2 separate regions of the Homo sapiens genome follow, and region 2 is linked to region 1. The links are chromatin loops, found by intact Hi-C in ENCODE. Cell type or tissue: endothelial cell of umbilical vein. All regions are shown on one strand. Each heading gives the region's core, and the rest is flanking DNA. Links, peaks and the distances in the headings are about the cores only.

The links. Hi-C counts contacts between places; a loop is a spot of excess contacts. Peaks named below come from ENCODE experiments on the same cell type or tissue, not always from the same donor. Only the 100,000 strongest peaks of a DNase experiment are listed, where the experiment ranks them.
Region 2: it touches region 1 in a loop (2.1-fold over the local background); 6 of 110 quality-filtered maps call a loop at or near these places.

The regions. Positions count from the first base shown.
Region 1 is chr21:46,513,849-46,516,768 of GRCh38, reverse strand. All of the region lies in intron 8 of DIP2A (disco interacting protein 2 homolog A), which reads right to left. Among named protein-coding and RNA genes, the nearest start is that of DIP2A-IT1, 53 kb to the right of the region's middle. In endothelial cell of umbilical vein, for the core only: no CTCF peak of the experiment used is centred there; a DNase peak (open chromatin) is centred at 1,458; H3K27ac peaks cover 893 bases.
Region 2 is chr21:46,454,358-46,457,277 of GRCh38, reverse strand. It overlaps LOC124905046 (a long non-coding RNA gene), which reads left to right. Exons shown (of 2, transcript XR_007067915.1): 2 at 1,360-2,920. Among named protein-coding and RNA genes, the nearest start is that of DIP2A, 3.1 kb to the left of the region's middle. In endothelial cell of umbilical vein, for the core only: no CTCF peak of the experiment used is centred there; a DNase peak (open chromatin) is centred at 1,517; H3K27ac peaks cover 2,036 bases.

The sequences.
Region 1 (2,920 bases), core at 183-2,682:
GTAATCCCAGCACTTTGGGAGGCCGAGGCAGGTGGATCATGACGTCAGGAGATCGAGACCATCCTGGCTAACACAGTGAAACCCTGTCTCTACTAAAAACACAAAAAAATTAGCTGGGTGCGGTGGCAGGCGCCTATAGTCCCAGCTATTCAGGAGGCTGAGGCAGGAAAATGGCGTGAACCCAGGAGGCGGAGCTTGCAGTGAGCTGACATCGCACCACTTGCACTCCAGCCTGGGCGACAGAGCCAGACTCCATCTCAAAAAAAAAAAAAAAAAAAAAGAAATTTCAGAAGACAAGATTAAAGAATTTGAATAAAGGAAAATAGAAAATATACAAATTGAAGTATATATAAGAAAGAATGCAAAATATAAAAAAGAACATTAAAAATGTAGGACTCAGGGAAAAAGTATAAGTGTAACTGGAGTCCCAGAAGGAGAGAAGAAAAAAAGTGAGGAAGAAGCAATATAGTAAGAGAAGATGGCTGTAATTTTTCTCAAACAGATGAAAGACACCATTCTACAGATTCAAGAAGCCCTGTGGACATCTTGAAAATTTCAAAGAACATCACAGGAAATTTTCAAAGAACATCACCTCTAAATGTCATAGTAAGACGGCTGCAATTCAAATAAAAAGAACACTTTTTAAGCGGCCATACACATTACTGTCAATAGAGCAACAATGGTCTGGCATCTTCTCAAAAGCCTATAAACAATATCTTTGCATTGCTGAAAGAAGATAAACCACCACGAAATATAACCTTCAAAAATGAAGTTGCCAGCAAAGCTACAGTATAACGAACATACAGGAAGTTCTACAGGCCAGAAGGAAATGATTACCCAGGAAAATACAGAATCTCAGGAAGGAATGTATATAGTAAAAGAAAGAATAAAAATGTATGGTTGATTAAAACAACAAACAAACAAAAAACAATGGGCCGGGCATGGGAGCTCACGCCTGTAATCCCAGCACTTTGGGAGGGAGGCCGGCAGACTGCTTGAGCTCAGGAGTTTGAGACCAGCCCAGGCCACATGGCGAGACCTCGACTACACTAAAAATACAAAAAAGTAGCCAAGCATGATGGTGTGTGCCTGTGGTCCCAGGTAAAAGGGAGGCTGAGGTGGGAGGATCACCTGAGCCTGGGGGGTGGAGCTTGCAGTGAGCCGAGATCACGCCCTTGCACTCCAGCCTGGGTGACCGAACACAACCTTGTCTCAAAAAAATAAATAAATACACACAATGGTAGTAATATCTTACACTTTGTAAATAAATGCAGACTTAAACTGCAAGCCAAGGAGAATATATAAAAAAAAAAAAAGAGGAAGTGTGTCACAGGCTGGGTTCTTCACAAAGCAGACGCTGAGAAAGGCTCAGGCATGCAAAAGGATTACTAAAGAATAAAAATCTGTGATAGGAAAAGACAGGTAGCAAGATTGGGCAGGAGGAGCTGTCAAGCCACAATGTAGAACTGACAGTCTCCACAAGCCCAATGCTGTTTTTAAGGAAAGTCCATGCTAACAGAAAATAGGCCCTTGTCCCACTGCCTTACTTGGCCATTGGCCAGGGACTGCTCTGCCAATAGCATGACCTAGATTTGAACGCTGGTTTAACAGTTGAGGCTGTGAGCTAGGCATACTCATCAAAGGCTGGCAATGGGCTCCTTTCTTAAAGAATTACAGATCAATTTTTCTAATGAAAACAGACGTAAAAATCCTAAACAACTTATTGGCAAATTAAATCTGGGTGTATATTTAAAAGGGTAAGATATTATGGCCAAGTGGGATTTATTCTACAAATGAACGGCTGCTTTACATTAGAAAATTAATCAAAATAATTCACCAAATTAATGAAGGAGGAAAATCATATGATCTTCTTTCTAGCAGCAGAAAAAGCATTTGACAAAATTCAATCCCAACTCATGATAACAACTTTTAACAAACAAGGAGAAGGGAACGTTCTTAATCTGACAGTTTCTACCAACAAACAAGCAAACAAAACTACAGAACACATCATACTTAATTACCACAGGCTTTTCCTCAGATGGAAAAACAGGCAAGAATGCCCACTCTTCAACATTGTTCTATTTCACACTGTACTGGAGGTTCTAGCTTGTGCAAAAAAAAAAAAACCAAAAAAAAAAAAAAAAAAAAAAAGAATAAAAGTTTAAGTATTGGAAAGGACAAAATAACACTATCATTATTCACCAATAATGTGATTTTTGTAGACAGGTAATACAAAAGATATATAGACAAACTTCTAATTATGAGTAAACAAAGAACTAATAAGTTAACTTAGTGAGATAACTGGATACAAAGTCATCATTTTTTTTTTTTTTGAGATGGAGTCTTGCTCTGTCGCCCAGGCTGGAGTGCAGTGGTGCGATCTCAGCTCACTGCAAGCTCCGCCTCCTGGGTTCATGCCGTTCTCCTGCCTCAGCCTGCCAAGTAGCTGGGACTACAGGCGCCCACCACCACGCCCGGCTAATTTTTGTATTTTTTTTAGTAGAGACGGGGTTTCACCGCGTTAGCCAGGAAAGTCTTGATCTCCTGACCTCATGATCCGCCTGCCTCGGCCTCCCAAAGTGCTGGGATTACAGGTGTGAGCCACCGCGCCCAGCACAAAGTCATCATTTTAAAATAATAATAATATAGATTGCAATTCTATATATAAGCAACAAATCAGTAGAGAAAATTACAAATTACAGCACTTGTAACAGGAATAAATCTAATAAAAGGTGCTCAAGACTTCTGTATTCCAAAGTATAAAAACATTACTGACAGAAATTGAAGCAGGCCTTTAAAAAGGGGAAAATATTCCACAATCATAAACTGGAAGATTCCATAATTGTAATACAGGTTGAGTATCCCTTATCCGAAATGCTTGAGATTAGAAGTGTTTGGGATTTCAATTTTTTTTTAGATT
Region 2 (2,920 bases), core at 315-2,814, 60 kb after region 1:
GGCAACAGGAGTGAGACTCTGTCTTTTAAAAAAAAAAAAGAAAGAAAAGAAAAGCCCGTCATACATGGGTTGGAGATACCTGGGTAGATGCCTTCAAAGGTTTTGACTCCCCAAACTGCCTTAAACCTTTTTTTCGTAGACAGTGTCTCACTCTGTTGCCCAGGCTGGAGTGCAGTTGCTGGATCATGGCCCACTGTAGCCTCAACTTCCTGGGCTCAAACGATCCTCCCACCTGAGCCTCCTAAGTAACTGGGACTACAGGTATGTGTCACCACACCTGGATACATTTTTTATTACTTGTAGAGGCAAGGTCTTGCTATGTTGCCCGGGCTTGTCTCAAACTTCTAGGCTCCAGTGAGCCATCACACCTGGCCTGCCTTGAACCTGAAGCCTGCCGGGGTGGCTCACCTCTCCTATTAACCTGACACTACTCCTCCTCCCTCCACTTACTGCTCAGTAGATGTATAATTATGGTTGTTTCTTTTGCATTATTCAGCTGGAAACAATGAGATAGAAAAGAGAATATAGCTCCCTCCCCCTCAGAAGAACTGCGTTATTAGTTTGCTGGGGCTTCAGTAACAAACTGGGCAGACATTTATTGTCTCCCAGTTCTGGAGGCTAGAAGTCTGAGATCAAAGTTTTCACAGGGTTGGTTCCTTCTGGGGCTGGGAGGGAGAATCTGTCTCATGCCTCTCTCCCAGCTTCTGGTGGTTTGCTGGCAGTCTTTGGTTCCTTGGCTTATAGAGGCATTGTCCCAGTCCTGCCTTTATATTCACATGGTGATCTTGTTGTGTGTGTCTCTCCAGACGAAGGCATAAGTAACATCATTGACAAAGGTCATTCGACATGGGCCTCTTTTTAGAAGGACACCAGTCATACTGATTAGGGCCCACTCTAATGAGCGCATCTTAACTTGTCTACAAAGACCCATTTCCAAATAATGTCACATTCACATTGACCAGGGGTTAGGGCTTCAGCATCTTTTGAGAGGGACACACTTCAGCCCATAACAAGCTGTACCACCCAGCCAACATGTACTGACAGGAGCTGGGAAAGTTTGGGGCTGGATTATGAGGGTGCTTGATGAAGGGAGCTGGAATGTAAACTTGCATAGATGTGTTTATTGAAATACGTGATTTAACACCTTGGCAAAGAGTGGCTGCAGACTTCCTGCAAGGATGGCTCCTAGAATGGCGGTATAGCTACTGCTGCCTAACAAATTACTCCACACTTCGTGGCTTAAAACAAGAATCATTTCTTATCTCTAGGTTACTGTGGGTCAGACATAGTGGGGATCGGTGATCTCTCTAGGTTACTGTGGGTCAGACATAGTGGGGATTGGTTATCTCTCTTCCACAGTGTCTGAGGCCTCAGCTGGAGCAGTTCAGAGGCTAGAGGTTGGAATGAGTGAAGGTTCATCTGCTCGAATGTCTGACAGCTGATACTGGAGATTGGCTGCAGCCCAGATTGGGGATGTCAGCCAGCACACCCCTACACGGCCGGTCCCTGTGGCCGAGGCTTTCTCACAATATGATGGCTGGATTCCAAGGGCAATCTAAAGACAAAGGACAAAAGAAAGCTGTATCCTTTTTGTGAACCAGCCTCAGAAGTTGCATACCATCACTTCGGCTACTTCCTATTTGGAAGAAATGAGTCACTAAATTACCCATATTCAAAAGGAGAGGAATTAGGCTTCATCTTCTAAAGGGAAGAATATCAAAAAATTTGCCAGTATATTTTTAAAACACCACACTTGGAAAAAGCCATGGGCCATGGTAAGCAAAATTGAAATGGCAAAATTGCTATGGCAGACAGTGGTGGAAGGGAGTAAAAGGTTCAGGGGTGTGGGCATGTTGAAATTTATATACTCCGTGCATCTAGAAGACATTTGAGACGATCATATTCCACATGAAGGTGTAAATAACACGTCATTTATAAAGATCATTAGACATAGGATGATGAAAGGGGCACTGATGTCACTAAAATATTCAGTGATGGCTCATCTCTGTAGGCAAGAATGACAATAGAAAGGCTGTTCCAGAACTTGGCTGGGTGATAGCACTGGGGATGATAGGATCCTAAGACAAAAGAGGCCATTCTGGGACATAGTGGGGACCAAAGAAAAAAACCCAAGAAGCCAAAGGCAACACTTAGCTGGCAGAAGTCAGAGGATTGCAATTATAGCAGCCAGCAGGGTCTGAGTGGCAGCCAAGGGGACCTCACTTGTATGGTTATAGAACTGGTCAATAAACATGGCATCCCTGGAGGCAAAACAGGTGGGCAGCTAAGAAGGGTACTACTCAGCTGGCAAAAAAAAAAAAAAAAAAAAAAATCCATCCAGGCACGGTGGCCTGTGCCTGTAATCTCAGCATTTGGGGAAGCTAAGGTGGGAGGATCACTTGAGCCCAGGAGTTCAAGATTACAGTGAGCTGTGGTTGCACCACTGCACTCCAGCCCGGGCAATGTGGCAAGACTGTCTCAATTGAAAAAAATAAATAAAGATGCTTGTCCCAGTTTTAAAAAATCAGGATTCCATGCCCAGCTTCTGGAACTGAGCCAGTTTTCAGAAATGGAAACATTACTTGAGAGGTGGCCAAACACCAGGAAGAAGGACCTATAACAGTACAAGTACAACAGAAATGAATCCCCAGGTACTTTTCCAAAGGGTCTGATAGCAATTTCTTTTGATAACTACATCCTGGAGAAAAGTGATTAGCCAAACATTTGGAAGACTTGTGGACACAGGGTCTAAATTGATGTCCAGATGCCTAGAATATCATCCCCTTCTGTTAGAGTGGCTGCATGTGGTGGCCAGGTAATTGATGGAGTTCTGCTAAAGGTCCAGCTTACAGTGGACCCGTAGACCTAGTGGACTGATCTAGTGATATTTTCTTAGCCTTCGAGTGAGTAATTGGCATTG